Regions from separate parts of the Homo sapiens genome. Here all the other regions are linked to region 1. The links are chromatin contacts, found by Hi-C or POLR2A ChIA-PET in ENCODE. All regions are on one chromosome and are shown on one strand. Each heading gives the region's core, a stretch centred on a gene start or an enhancer-like site at or near the end of the contact. The rest is flanking DNA. Distances are from core to core; before and after follow the strand shown.

What was found. Hi-C counts contacts between places; a loop is a spot of excess contacts on that map. ChIA-PET counts read pairs that join two places held with the same protein, here RNA polymerase II (POLR2A). Pooled maps may share reads with other maps.
Region 2: POLR2A ChIA-PET joins it to region 1 with 16 read pairs in H1. The contact joins the enhancer-like site here to the promoter of CEP250-AS1 in region 1. POLR2A ChIA-PET finds 5 or more read pairs at or near these places in 9 of 52 experiments (BJ, H1, Panc1 and 6 more).
Region 3: a pooled map shows a loop between it and region 1 (6-fold over the local background). The contact joins the enhancer-like site here to the promoter of CEP250-AS1 in region 1. A Hi-C loop is called at or near these places in 5 of 50 pooled maps. POLR2A ChIA-PET finds 5 or more read pairs at or near these places in 2 of 52 experiments (activated naive CD4-positive, alpha-beta T cell and naive thymus-derived CD4-positive, alpha-beta T cell).

Annotation. Positions count from the first base shown.
Region 1 is chr20:35,488,077-35,493,020 of GRCh38, reverse strand. CEP250-AS1 (CEP250 antisense RNA 1) reads left to right here and starts at 2,039. Exons shown (of 3, transcript NR_184017.1): 1 at 2,039-2,165. CEP250 (centrosomal protein 250) reads right to left here. Exons shown (of 35, transcript NM_007186.6): 21 at 2,217-2,384; 22 at 1,675-1,809. RefSeq lists an enhancer at 2,081-2,240.
Region 2 is chr20:35,716,802-35,721,745 of GRCh38, reverse strand. It overlaps RBM39 (RNA binding motif protein 39), which reads left to right. Exons shown (of 17, transcript NM_184234.3): 9 at 1-6; 10 at 4,941-4,944. Among named protein-coding and RNA genes, the nearest start is that of ROMO1, 20 kb to the right of the region's middle. Within about 2 kb of position 2,350, at least 2 of the 41 ENCODE cell types and tissues checked have a DNase peak (open chromatin) inside an H3K27ac peak, as active enhancers do.
Region 3 is chr20:35,303,847-35,308,790 of GRCh38, reverse strand. UQCC1 (ubiquinol-cytochrome c reductase complex assembly factor 1) reads left to right here. Exons shown (of 10, transcript NM_018244.5): 9 at 2,012-2,125; 10 at 4,722-4,944. The coding sequence ends at 4,856. Among named protein-coding and RNA genes, the nearest start is that of FAM83C, 14 kb to the right of the region's middle. RefSeq lists enhancers at 2,791-3,085, 2,178-3,377, 3,669-4,489. Within about 2 kb of position 2,955, at least 15 of the 41 ENCODE cell types and tissues checked have a DNase peak (open chromatin) inside an H3K27ac peak, as active enhancers do.

The DNA.
Region 1 (4,944 bases), core at 790-3,289:
CGCGGTGGCTCACGCCTATCATCCCAACACTTAGGGAAACCAAGGTGGGTGGATCACTTGAGGTCAGAAGTTTGAGACGACCCTGGCCAACATGGTGAAACCCTTTCTCCACTAAAAATACAAAAATTAGCCAAGCATGGTGGCGGGCACCTGTAATCCCAGCTACTTGGGAGGCTGAGGCACAAGAATTGCTTGAACCTGGGAGGCGAAGGTTGCAGTGAGCTGAGATAGTGCCACCGCACTCTAGCCTGGGTGACAGAGCGAGACTCAGTCTCAAACAAATACATACATACATACCACCCAACAGTTTCCCATTGCTCTTAGAACAAAATCCAAGCTCCTACAATGGCTGACACAGGGCTTCTGGCTACCGCTCCACTCGCCCCTGAGTTTATCAAGCTGGAGCCACACTGCCTCCTTTTTGTCCTTGAACTTCCCAAGCCCTCTTCTGTGTCCCAGGGCCCTTGCGACAGGTGTTTCCTCTGCCTAAAGTGTTCTTCACATGGCAGGCATTTTTTTTTTCAAATGGCTTGAGATATAACTCATATACCATACAATTCACTCATTTAACGTATACTGTGTAGTGGGTTTTAGGATATTCACAGAGTTGTGCAACTATCATCGCAATCAATCTTAGAACATTTCCATCAATCCCAAAATAAACCCCGTGCCCATTCACAGTCAATCCCCATTCCCCACCCCATTCCCCACCATAAATCTGTTTTCTGCCTCTATAGAGTTGCCTATTCTTGGTGTTTCATATAAATGGAAGCATATCATATAAAATATATGGCTCTTCCACTTAACCTGATGTTTTCAAGGTTCACCTATGTTGTATCACGGAGCTGGTTTCTTTCTAACCTTCAAGTCTCAGCTCAGATGTTACTTTCTCAGTGAGGCCTTCCCTGACCACTAAGTGCAAAGTGAACCTCCTTTGACTCACTCTCAGTTGTATCATTCTATTTCCTTTACAGCACTTATCACAAACTGTAATAATCTCATTTACTTTGTGTCTGCTCATTTGTCATCCATTTCTGCCACAGGAATGTAAGTTCCTTGAGAGCAGGGGCAATGTCTGTTATGCTGACTGCTGTGCCACACCTTTTTTTTTTTTTTTTTTTTTTTGAGACTCGCTCTATCACCAAGGCTGGAATGCAGTGGCGTGACCTCGGCTCACTGCAACCTCCGCCTCCTGGGCTCAAGCTATTCTCCTGCTTCAGCCTCCCAAGCAGCTGGGATTACAGGCAAATGCCACCACACACAGCTAATTTTTGTATTTTTGTAGAGATGAGGTTTCACCATGTTGGCCAGGCTAGTCTCGAACTCCTGACCTCAACTGATCTGTCCGCCTCAGCCTCCCAATGTGCTGGGATTACAGGGGCCTGCCACCATGCCCGGCTAATTTTTGTATTTTTAGTAGAGATGGGTTTCACCATGTTGCTCAGGTTGGTCTTTAACTCCTGACCTTAGGTGATCCACCCACCTTGGCCTGCCAAAGTGCTGGGATTACAGGCGTGATCTACCCTGCCCAGCCTGTGCCATACCTTTATGTACTTGTCATATGTCAGCACCTAGCACAGGGCCTGGCACATAAGAAGTGCCCAAGAACCCTTCATGGTCGAATGGGTAAATGAGTGCCCCTTTCTCCCCTACTCCCGAGACCACCCTCCATACCTGCTCCTTTAATTTCTGGACTTTCATGTCCTGCCTCAGTCGTTCCAGTTGTTGGCTGGCATCTGCTAGCTCCTTCTGCGTCTGCAGCAGTGTCTCCAGGAGGGATACTCTCTCCTTCTCTGTTTCCAGCTGCATCTGTGGAGGGGTAGGGGGGTAACAGCTTGTGGGCTCAGGATTACCATGCTCACCAACGAGGCCACAAGCACATCCCAGCTGCCCTAGGGCTCTCCTAGCAAATGGGAAGGGGCTGAGGGCAAAGGAAGGTCTGAGCCCATGGGTTCAGAACAAGGAAGTGCAAAGATTACCACTGGTTTGCAAGCTGACAGGATGTGGTACATGTCAGCCCTCCCTCAGGAAGTATGACATACTGCCGGAACTGTGGCTAATGGTGCGGACCACCCTGCTCACTGTTAGCAAAGTGGGTAGCTACCCTCTCTTCTGGAAGCCCCTCTGCAGCACTCCTCTTGGGAGTAGAAAAGGAAGTGGTCAAGGTAAGGAGATCGCTGACTGGACGTGCAGCTCCAATCCTCCTAGCTTCCCACCTGGCATAGGGCACTCTCTGCCTGGGTCCGTTCTTCTTCCCTCTGGGCCTGGATGGCCTCCATTTCTGTCTGCTGCTCCTTTAGCCTCATTTCCAGCTCCATTTTTTCCCTTTCTAAGCTCTCCAGAGCCTTTGCCAGCTCCTGCTGGTGCCAGGAGCGCTCCTTCTCCTGGCCACATGAAGGAAACACCATTAGAACCAAATGGGTGAGGAGGGGAGGCAGGGGTACTGGATTGGAAAAACAAAGTCTCTCTACTACTCACTAGTGGGGTGACCTTGGTACCTCTCTAAGCCTGTTGCCTCATCTGTAAAGCAAGGCTAATATTCCCTGCCTTATCTATCTTACCAAATTTCATGACAACCAAATGAGATTCATTTTAAAAAATAAAATTATATAATACATGTGGAAGTACCTTCCAAACTGCAATTGTCCCTTATATATGCTACAAGTATCTGGGTTTTAAAATGTATTTCTATTTTTAATTTTTTTTTGGAGACGGAGTCTTGCCCTGTCACCCAGGCTGGACTGCAGTGGCACGATCTCCGCTCACTGCAACCTCCACCTTTCAGGTTCAAGTGATTCTCCTGTCTCAGCCTCCCTAGCAGCTGGGACTACAGGTGCCCCCCACCATGCCCAGCTAATTTTTGTATTTTTAGTAGAGATGGGGTTTCAACATGTTGGCCAGGCTGGTCATGAACTCCTGACCTCAAGTGATCTGCCTGCCTCGGCCTCCCAAAGTGCTGGGATTATAGGCATGAGCCACTGTGCCTAGCCTAGGCATTCTTATTTTTAGAGATGGGGTCTCACTATGTTGCCCAGGCTGGACTCGAACTCCTGGGCGCAAGTGGTCCTCCTGCCTCAGCCTCCTGAGTAGCTAAGAACACAGGGGCATGACACCACACACAGCTCCGTATTTGTTATCTTTAAAGCAGCCACATTGTGGTTGACAGTTGTAACAATGAACTGAGGCGGCCAATTCTGGCTGTCTGCTGCCTGCTCTCCTCTACTCAGAGTTGCAGAGTTAGCCCCTGAAGAATCAGGCCTGGCCCAGTGAGGATGTCTCCCTGTATTATATAAGAGCATTAGGATAGGGGTGCTTCTTGTCTTAGCGGTCTTCCAGCAACCAAAGCTTTCCCAAGCTCTCTGACTAGTTCAGGACCCTCTATTAGGTGTACAGGATAGAGGTGAAGGGCTCTGGAGTTGGGCTGCCTGGGTGGAGAATCTTTAATCTACCACTACTAGCATGATCTCAATTTCTAAACAACTCTGTGCCTCAGTTTCTTCATCTATTAAAATGGGGATAACAACAGTGTCATTCTCCTCAGGTTGTATTGAGGATGGAGATAAGTCATGTGAATCACTTTAAATGTGCGTAGCACACAGAAAGCGGGCAATACACAACAGCCAGCATCATCATCACATTAGTATTCCCTGCACTTTTCCTTTAAAATGCTTGTAAGTTTGTCGTTGCTTATTCATGTAATGGGAACGCCTCTAGTGTTTCAGCCTTCCCAGTGTCATCCTGTGCAGCTTTCCCCCTCATTCACTACACCCTGGCTACACACACTTGCCTCCTTGCAGGTCCTTGAGCACACTAAGCACTTTTTTTTTTTTTTTGAGACAGAGTCTCACTCTATCGCCCAGGCTGGAGTGCAGTGGGGTGATCTCGGCTCACTGCAACCTCTGCCTCCCAAGTTCAAGTGATTCTCCCGCCTCAGCCTCCCAAGTAGCTGGGATTACAGGCGCCCGCCACCACTCCCAGCTATTTTTTTTGTATTTTTAGTAGAGACATGGTTTCACCACGTTGGCCAGGCTGGTTTTGAACTCCTAACCTCAAGTGATCTGCCCGCTTAGGCCTCCCAAAGTGCTAGGATTACAGGTGTGAGCCACTGCACCCAGCCAACATGTTCATGCCTTAGAGCCTTTACTCATGCTTCCTTCTACCTGGAAAGCCCTTCTCCCCCCTACTCCATCATTCCTCACGCCTAAACTAACACTTCCTTGGTGAAGCCTTCCCAGACCATACAATTGACAGTGGTCTGGCTGGACGTGGTAGTTCACATATATTATCCCAACATTTTGCGAGGCCGAGGTAGGATGATCACTTGAGCCCAAGAGTTTGAGACCAGCCTAGGCAACATGGTGAAACCCCTTATCTACAAAAAATGCAAAAATTAGTCAGGTGTGGTGGTTCACTCCTGTGGTCCCAGCTACTTGGGAGGCTGAGGTAGGAGGATCACTTGAGCCCAGGAGGGCCTTGAGGGTGAGGCTGCCGTTAAGCCCTGATCACGCCACTGCACTCCAGCCTGGGCAACAGAGCAAGACCCTGTCTCAAAAGAAATAATAATAATAAAAAGAAAAAAAAGAGGTCTTCCTTTGTTCTTCCTTATAAAACCCGGCAATGTGTAATGTCAGTTACAGGACAGTCATGAATGACAAATCATTTTACCCTCTGGTTCAAAAAGCCAAAGACAGCGGGTATAGCTCAGTGGCAGAGTATGTGACTGCAAAAAGCCAAAGCCAACTGTAAAAATATGAAAAAGATGAATGTTAATAGCAGTTGCAAGTGTTAAAAAAACTGATCTATTTGCTCTATGTGAGTTAGAAGTGTGTTATAGCTACAAGAAGAGCTAATTCTGTGATGTGTAGGAAGTAACAGTCCAGCATTGCTGGTATGACCATGAACAGAATATTCTGCCCAGTTCAAAGTGCCACCTTTACACCACTG
Region 2 (4,944 bases), core at 1,101-3,600, 230 kb before region 1:
GGAAGAGTAAGTCCAGGTTCTTCAATGAATCTTCAGTAGGTTGTTGATCTGAGTATAACTACATAATTTCTGTATGTCTTGCTTTGTTATCTTTCTGTGAGTTAATATTAAGAGGATAAGGGCTGGTTTTATAAAAATTTCTGTGACAACATAGATTAAAATAGGTCACTTGATAGATTCTTAAAAGAATGTTACTGTTATTCATAATGCCATGTGAAATGCATAATGGGTATTAGAGTTAATAAAAAGTCCACATTGGCTGGGCATGGTGGCTCATGCCTGTAATCCCAGCTACTTGGGGTGCTGAGGCAGGAGGATGACATTAGCCCAGGATTTCAAGGTTGCAGTGAGCCATGATTATGCCACTTCACTCCACCTTGGGTAACAGTGTGATCCTGTGTCAAAAGAAGGAAAATTGTTAAATCATACGAAGACTATTATTTTTTAGTAGGATTTTTTTTAAAAGATTGTTTTTAAAAGAAAGTTGAATATCTTAAGATTCTTTTCTGTTGGCCGGGTGCGGTGGCTCACACCTGTAACCCCAGCATTTTGGGAGGGAGGCCGAGGTGGGCAGATTATGAGATCAAGACCATCCTGGCCAACATGGTAAAACCACGTCTCTGTTAAAAATACAAAAATTAGCTGGGCGTGTTGGTGCGTCTCTGTGTTCCCAGCTACTCGGGAGGCCGAGGCAGCAGAATTTCTCCCTTGAATATAGGAGGCAGAGGTTGCAGTGAGCTGGGATGGCACCACTGCACTCCAGCCTGGCCTGGCGAGACCCTTACCTTTAAAAAGACATTACTCTGTCTCCCTGGTTATGTGCTCAGTTCCAGGCCTTGGTAGCCTGATTAGATTTGCCCTTTTTCTGTCTGTTGAAATCTTCAGTGGGTGAATGCCCCTCTGGCAAGGCTGTTCTGCCTAACAGTATGTGACCCACTTCTGATCCACTCTGGTACTTTCTCCATTGACTTTTTGAGACAGAGTCTTATTCTGCTGCCCAGGCTGGAGTGCAGTGGCACAATCTCGCCTCGCTGCAAACTCCTCCTCTCTGTGTTCAAGCGATTCTCTTGCTTTAGCCTTCCGAGTAGTTGGGTTTACAGGTGCCTGCCATCATGCTCGACTAATTTTTTTTTTTTTTTTTAGAGACAGGGCTTTACCATGTTGGCCAAGTTGGTCTCATACTCCTGACCTCAGGTGATCTGCTTCGGCCTCCTAAAGTGCTGGGATTACAGGTGTGAGCCACTGGACCTGGCCTCCATTGACTTTTCTATCAGTAACATGGATCTTAGGTGGAGGTTGACATGCCATTATGTGCTATATGGAGAAATGAAGTTCAGAGCAGTTGGGGCCACATGAGCTGTTACATGGCAAAGTGAGGAACCAACTTGATCTGCTTCACAGGCGCCACGAGGCCTTGTGTCTGGCATTGTGGTCTTGAGCTCAATTCAGAGCAGCTTGGCTTTTGTTCTAGAGGACTTTGTGCTATCTACCTAAACCAAGAGTGTCCAACTAGTTCTGTGTTGAGGAGAGAAAGTTGCCAAGACTGTCCTGTCACTGTGAGGAATGAACCTTTTCCACTCAATAATTTTAGCAAAAGGCATAAATTTAAAAGGAGCTAGATAGAACAAATAAAATTTAACTTTTAAAAATATATTCACTGGCCAGGTGCAGTGGCTCACACCTGTAATCCCATCTCTTTGTTTGGGAGGCCGAGGCAAGTGGATCGCTTGAGGTCAGGAGTTTGAGACCAGCTTGGCCAACGTGGTAAAACCTTGTCTCTACTAAAAATAGAAAAATTAGGTGGGTGTGGTGGCGCATCCCTCTAATCCCAGCTACTTAAGAGGCTGAGGCAGGAGAGTCACTTGAACCCGGGTGGCAGAGATTGCAGTGAGCCGAGATCACGCCTGGATAACAGAGCCAGAGTGTCTCCGAAAGAAAAGAAAAAGAATAATCATGGATATTTGAGAAATCTGTGTACCATATAAAAATTAACATCAGGAAACAGTTGATATTTAAATTATTTTTATTACTCTAGAGTCTGATTTGTCAAACTATTTCTTAAATTTTGAGATGGGAGTTTCACTCCTTGCGCCTAGGCTGGAGTGCAGTGGTGCAGTCTCGGCTCACTGCAACCTCCGCCTCCCAGGTTCAATTGATTCTCCTGCCTCAGCCTCCTGAGTAGCTGGGATTACAGGCTCTGACCACAACGCCCAGCTAATTTTTGGTGTGTTGGTCAGGTTGGTCTCGAACTCTTGACCTCAGGTGATCTACCCGCCTCGGTGTCCCAAAGTGTTGTCATTACAGGCGTGAGCCACTGCGCCCAGACCCATTTTAGGTTTTCAGTGCCATATGGTCTTGTTGCAAGTACTCAACTCTCTTCCAAACAGCTGTAAGCTATTAAGAAATTGAGTATGGGCCAGGCACAGTGGCTCATGCCTGTGATCCCTGCACTTTTGGGGGCCGAGTCGGGTGGATCACTTGAGGTGAGGAGTTCGAGACCAGTCTGGCCAGCATGGTGAAACCTCTTCTCTACTAAAAATATAAAAATTAGCCGGTCTTGGGTGGCATATGCCTGTAGTTCCAGCTTACTCTGGAGGCTCAGACAGGAGAAAGATTTATAAAACAAGTCAAGCTGGAGTTGGTTCATGGGGTATATGTAGTTTGCTTACCTTTGCCCCAGAACAATTAGTATGCATTAAGTGCCCAACTCCAGTAAACATAATGTAGCAGCTTTAATAAGAAGCCCTTTTTAAAGGTTTATTTTATTATTTTTTTTGGAGTCTGAGTCCTGCGCTGTCACCCAGGCTGGAGTGCGATAGCTCACTGCAACCTCTGCCTCCCAGGTTCAAGCAATTCTTCTACAGCTTCCCTAGCAGCTGGGATTATAGGTGCATGCCGCCATGCCTGGCTTTTTTTTTTTTTTTTTTTTTTTGAGATGGAGTATTGCTCTTGTTGCCCAGGCTGGAGTGCAATGGCATGATCTCAGCTCACCATAACCCCCATCTCCCAGGTTCAAGCGATTCTCCTGCCTCAGCCTCCCAAGTAGCTGGGATTACAGGCATGCGGCACCACACCCTGCTAATTTTGTATTTTTAGTAGAGACAGGGTTTTTCTCCATGTTGGTCAGGCTGGTCTCAAACTCCTGACCTCTGGTGATTCGCCCTCCTCGGCCTCCCAAAGTGGTGGGATTACAGGCATGAGTCACGGAGCCCAACCTACTTTTTTGTGTTTTAGTAGAGACAGGGTTTCACCGTGGTGCCCAGGCTGGTCTCGAACTCCTGAGCTCAGATAGTCTGCCCATGTCAGCTCACACCTACAGGTGGGAGCCACCGAGCCCAGCCTAAATGTTTATATTGTTTACTTTTTGCTAGCTAATGCTCCTAGAATATCTTATCCCTATCATAGTCCCACTTCATCCACGACTACTCCTTTTCTAGAGGCAGCCCTTACCCGTTTTTTTTTTGTTTTGTTTTGTTTTTTATATCCTTCCATAGACTTTCTGTGGCTTAGCAAATACTAGCAAATAAACTTTGTTTCTTTTTTAAAATTTTGGTAAAATATACTTAACATTAAAAGTTCGTTCCTTGGGCTGGGCGCAGTGGCTCATGCCTGTAATCCCAGCACTTTGGGAGGCCGAGGCGGGTGGATCACGAGGTCAGGAGATCAAGACCATCCTGGCAAACTCGGTGAAACCCCGTCTATACTAAAAATACAAAAAATTTAGCTGGGCGTGGTGGTGGGTGCCTGTAGTCCCAGCTACTTGGGAGGCTGAGGCAGGAGAATGGTGTGAACCCGGGAGGCAGAGCTCGCAGTGAGCCAAGATCACACCACTGCACTCCAGCCTGCGCCACAGAGCGAGACTCCGTCTCAAAAAAAAAAAAAGTTCCTTTCTTGTTTGAGACAGAGTCTCCCTCTGTGACTGAGGCTGGAGTGCAACAGCATGATGCAAGCTCACTGTGTAGCGTCCACCTCCTTAACATGCGATCCTCCTGCCTCCCAAAGTGCTCGGATTACAGACCTGAGCCAACCCACCTGGCTGGATGCTCTGTTTTAATTTTTCATACCTTTTTTTAAATGGACAGCTAAATCAGGAGATTGTGTTACAGTTCACTGATTGAACGTAAACTCAATGGTTTTTAGTTAGTACAATTCACAGAATTGTGCAGTTATTGCCAAATTCATTGTATATTGCCAAATTCATTCCATTTTTACGATTCTGTCTGGTATAATTGGAAATTACTGCTTGGTGTTTTTAGCACAATGGGAAGGAAACGTTGATTTTGTTTCTACCTTCTATTGGTAATTTACGAAGGATTTCTGGTTTTCAGTGGTTTAGTATTGATATAAAAATTAATCTTAGGTTACAATCATAGTTTTTTTTTCTCCCCTCTGCTCCCCAGTGCATAATTTCTCGCTTGGGAAGTTTCTAGAGTTTGTTTTTTTTTTTTGTTTTTGTTTTGTTTTTTGAGACCAAGTCTCGCTCTGTTGTCCAGGCTGGAGTACAGTGGCGTGCTCTGGGGTCATTGCAACCTCTGCCTCCCGGGTTCAAGCAATTCTTCTGCTTCAGCATTCCAAGTAGCTGGGCGTACAGGCATGCGCCACCAAGCCCAGACAATTTTTGTATTTTTGGTGGAGACCTGATTTCGTCATGTTGGCCAGGCTGGTCCCAAACTCCTGACCTCAGGTGATCCGCCTCCCTCAACCTCCCAAAATGCTGGGATTACAGGCGCCGACCACCACGCCCAGCCTAATTTTTTTCATTTTACATATAAAATTATAGTTTCTAGACTTAAAAAAGACTTCTTGGTGATGAGGTTTTGTGATAAGTCTTCTATTTTGGAGGATGAGGAGACTGGTAGATTTTTAAAACCATGTCTCAGGGAAGAAAGTAGTTTTGTACTCTGCTTTTAAGTTATAGTAATTATGCTTTTCAATTATAGATTG
Region 3 (4,944 bases), core at 1,706-4,205, 190 kb after region 1:
TTGAGCCAAGATCATGCCACTGCACTTCAGCCTGGGTGACAGAGTGAGACTTCATCTCAAAACAAAACAAAACAAAGCAAAGCAAATGGGAATATAATATCTATTCTACTTGGCAAACATAATCATTAGGAGCTAGGCGTGTGAGGGAACCCTAACAGTCTGAAACAGTTGGGTTGTTCTCACTATTAGTGGGTCCTGAGTCATCCTTTTCCTTCTGATGGCTCAGGAATTCCTGATTATGAATTTGCCCCTTCCCAGCCATCTCACCCGCTGCTAAAGTTGCCTGTTTTCCCATCCTGGGCTCTGCCCATTCTCCAGGTCCCCATAACACGCGCTCCCAATCCCATTCCTTTCTGCACAGCACATGTGGGTTGCTGCCAGCAGCGCTCTGGCATGTGCCCAGGCACAGCAGACACAGGCACGCTGTTGTGCTAGCAAATCGTTTGCAGAAGGGTGATGTGCCTGAGCTTGTCCTCTGCTCCTGTCCCCATGTGCCAGAAAAAGCCAGTTTTCCTGACTCAGCCATTGTGCCAGGACAGTCCTAAGCTGTGGAACCGTAAGGAGGGTTTATCAGAGAGCATTTGGAACAGGTGGAATGTTTTTCTACCAAACTGTCAGCACCCCATACTGGACATGGCCCTTGTTGGCAGCAGGCCTGGAGCCAGACCTCACATACCACAATGCCCAAGAGGACAGACCACAATAAAATGTCGAATAAAGTGATCCTGGGTCTTTGGGTAATGTTTACCACTTACAGAGCCATTCATGGCCAGTATCTCTTAATTCTCACAGCAACTCTGTGGGATAGGTATTATTAGGCTTGTTTGACTCATGAAAAACTGAGGCTCAGGAATGGCTAATAGCTTCTTAAAGGCCGCATGGCCATCAAGTGACACAGCTGGCATTCGAACTCTGTGCTCTGGCTCCCAGACCCCACGGTTTTGACTGTATCCCCGCTGTCTGCCAAAGCATGCTCCTAATCTTTGTATCCAACAGATTACACTTAACAAATAGTTCAAGAATGCTATAAGTAGAGCAGGTAACTTCATCTGTTTTGAAGAAGTAGAAGATTGAGACTTTGGTTTAGTCAGCTGCCACCATCACTGATCTTGGCAGAGGTGGAATTAGGACTTGATCTCCCTTCTAACTCCAAGTCAGCACATCGATTCCACACACTACCTTGGCACCTGGACAGAGCAACTTCTCAGGGCCTGTTCCATCAGCCACCTTCACCCCAGGAAGCAAGACTCTCAGCCCTCCCTCCTCTAGAGGTCCAAGCTAGAAAATGTCCTTAGCTGGTGGCTGGGGCTCTTATTTTGCTCTGTAATCTTTAAGCTTCCCAACAGAAGTCTCCTCTGCCAAAAGAGGCAGCGTTAGGCACACACACACATGCAAGCTCTGAGCCTGGCCCTCTGTGGCCCCAGCAATCCTGCTGAACATCCTGTTCCCCTACTTAGGGAGAGGCTGGGCCCAGAGTTGGGTAAGAGTGAAGACAAGGTAGCTGGCTCCCTTCCCCCAAGGACCAGTTGCCTTGCCTTGGTCCTTGGACCAAGCAAGAAGGCACAGTCCATGCCCACCTCCATTCCTGGGAGAAACATACATTCACAATATTCCCAGCCCGTGCCCTGTGGACAGCAGGGGGAGCATTGCTGCTATGGACAGCAGGGGGAGCATTGCTGCTACTGTTTCTCTTCTCAGCCTCTCAAGTGTTGCCTGGGCCAGGCGCAGTACGGAGTACTGCCTGAGTCCCAGCTCTGCATCACCTAACTGGTGGCTTGGCCCCTCTGGACCCCCTGTTCTCCCTCTGTATGTAATAAAATGAAGGGATTGGGCCAGATACCCTTGTAAGACCCCTTCCACCTCTACTGTGTGACTGCCCCATTTTCCTCTTGTGCGTGGAGGGCCCTTCTGAGCTGATTCCATGGTTGCTAGCATGTTCATAGTATCCCCACCGTCTGTGTCCTGGCTCTGTGGATCCCTCAGGAGACCACTGCTGTGCTGTATGTTCCAGGGGATCCTTTCAGATGATCATGGGCTGGCCGCTGCCCTCTGGAGAACCTTCTTCAACCGGAAATGTGAAGACCCTCGACATCTTGAATTGCTGGTAGAGTATGTGAGGAAACAGGTGAGTGACCCTTTCCCTCCCCTCCCAAGTCCTGGCAACAGTGGGTCCTCCTCTTGGGCTTTCAGGGGATCATGAGAGGTGGAGTTACCAAGGACCAGCCTGAGAGAATTCTGACCAGATCACATCAGCACTAGACGCTGAAGAAGGAGCGCCTTCTGTATGTCCAACCATGAACTGGGCCAGGGAGCGGGAAATGGGAAGAGAGAGAGAAAGAGGCATCGAGTAGTCTCCTGCCCTCAGGAACTTTGAGTCATTCATTCACTGTGCACCTCATTGCCTACTGTGCGCCCAGTGCTATGCTAGCAGCTGGGCCCACAGAGTCCTGGCAGATATGAGCACGTGGTGTAGTAGCAGCTGCCCACTGTGGACCCCTTCTCTACCCACTTGGATTTGTTTCCTGCTCCTGACTTCCAGCAAAACTGGGCAGCAGGCAGCATTTCACAGACAGCCTCTTCCTGCTAGATGCTCTCCACAGTCAAGTAGAGTCCCCCCACTTCAGTTTCTCACCCCTCTGGCTCCCCAGGGCTCCCCGACATCAAAGCTTCTACGAGAAAGCTCCGCAGTGGGGGCTGCTTACCCACATAGCTGTCCTCAAGCCCCGGGGAATTAATTCCTTGACCTCCCTGCCCTCAGATCCTGTATTGATGGGAAACTCATACTTGATAGATGAGTGAGCTGACTGGCAGCGAAGAGGACATAGAGGCTCTTCCAGGGCCTCCCAGTGAGTCAGCCTGCACAGCTGCCCTAGGGCCCCAAGCTGTGTGATTCATGTGACCACTGAGGCCTCAGCTGCCTCAGACAGCTCAGGCTGTGCCATGAGTCACACCTTTGCTTCATGGCCTGGCCCCTGGAGCTGAAGGGGTGTCACGCCACAGTTACTCTCTTGTTCACTTGTATTCATGGTCTTCAACAACCAGGAAAGGCAAGGCTGGACTTCAGCTCTTGAGAAGACAGGGCCCATAGGACTAGCTTGTTAACTGCTGGAAAAACCACATACTGGGGCTCTGCAGACCCACAGGGTAGAGAATCCCAGGAGCCAGGACTTCTGTTTGACCACTCTTCAAATCTGCTAGAGCCAGGGAGAGGGCACGGCATGGCCAGAGGGCCCCACTCACAGAGAATTCTGATACTCTGTTGACTGGACTCACCCTCAGACGGGAGTAGCAATTCGCAAAGCAAATGCTGTGTTTTCTGAGAGACCTGCCCAACATTTCCATCTGCCATGGTGGGCTTGTGCCAGAAGCCCCAACAAGACACACTGGGACTTCTCCGAGGGCCCTCTAGGAAGGGGCTGCCACAACCATTGTCCCTACAAGAGGTCCCATGTGGCCCCAGTGAGAGGCAGTGGAAAAACCGTGAAGGGGTTCTTGGGAAAGCAGGGAGCTTTGGTGGGGACCCAGTTCTATCAGCAAACCTTTTGAGCACCTGCTGCTCCATGTACTCTTGGGAAAGCAACGATTAATAAGACCCAGTCCTGCCCTCGAGGAGCCAGCTCATGGTTTGGTGAGGAAGCCCAGGCACACGGCTAACCCTGGAGTAAGCCAGCCTGTTATGTGATACAGGGAGGGCAGAGTGCTGAAGGCCGGGAAAGGAAGAGCAGGAGCTGGGCCTTGAGCAGACTGTTTGGTGTGGCCGATGGCCCAAGAGCCAACCAGAGGTTCTGTTGAGATTTTCAACCCAGGAGGTGGGCAGAGGGGTGGCACTGGGGGCAGAAATGGAGTCACTGTAAGGGAGGAGTGGGCTTTAGGGAAGAGATGGCAGGGCAGGTGGGAATCCAGAGCCAAGACACGTGCGAGAGGCTGGGGTTGAGTTCAAGCGTCAGCAGCTGGAAGCGGAAGCAACCAGAGTGGTGGATTCTTGGAAGGGGGAATGACCTAAAGCCTAAGATGAAGTCTCCTGGCCCTGCAGCAGTGGCTTCTCTGGATGATGACCATTTTAATGGCAGAGCTGTCTGCCCCTACTGTCCTAGAGAGGTGATACTGGGGCCCACTGACCAGGGGCCCACTAGAGGACAACAGAGGCATACATATGTTTAAAGCGTGAGTGCCTAGCACTGCATATATGCATATTGTTGAATCTCTTCATGTGTCCTGTGAGGTACCTGTTTCTATCCCCTCTCTCAAGACAAGGGAACTTAAATCTCAGAGAGGGGAAGCTGCCACCCTGGGTAGCAGCACTGGGAAGGGACAGAATCAGGACTCTCACCCAGCAGTGCTGGGGTGGACAGCATGGCTGTGTGCGCTGCAAGCCCTGACTTCCTGGCCTGCAGGAGCTGTCTAGGGAGGGCGTGTAGGGGAGACGTGTCCTTGGGAGGTGTGTGTCTGTCTCCATTCAGAGGTGTGATAGGGAATTCCCTAACTGCCCCCGCCACCCAGCTCCCCAGTGACTGCTTTCTCTGAACCACCTTAGTGAAATTATCTAGGAGATCAGAGACGGCTTGGCCTGGGACGGCTTGGTCTGGGACCTGGGATGGTCAGAAGCCCCCCTCATGCCCCGTCCCCTTCCTTCCTCTCCTCTGGGAGGCTGGTTCCTGACGCTGGCTCCTCACCTCTGCCCTGCCTCTGTCGCTTCCTCCTTCCCCCTCCCCTGGTTGCAGATACAGTACCTGGACTCCATGAACGGGGAGGATCTGCTTCTGACAGGGGAGGTGAGCTGGCGCCCTCTAGTGGAGAAGAATCCTCAGAGCATCCTGAAGCCCCATTCTCCGACTTACAACGACGAGGGACTTTGATGGGCTGGGCCCTCCGCACGGCCCGCCAGCTGGCTTCGAGGAACCTCCAGGAGAGAAGTGCCTGTTGGTCCAGGACCCTGCAGAAAGT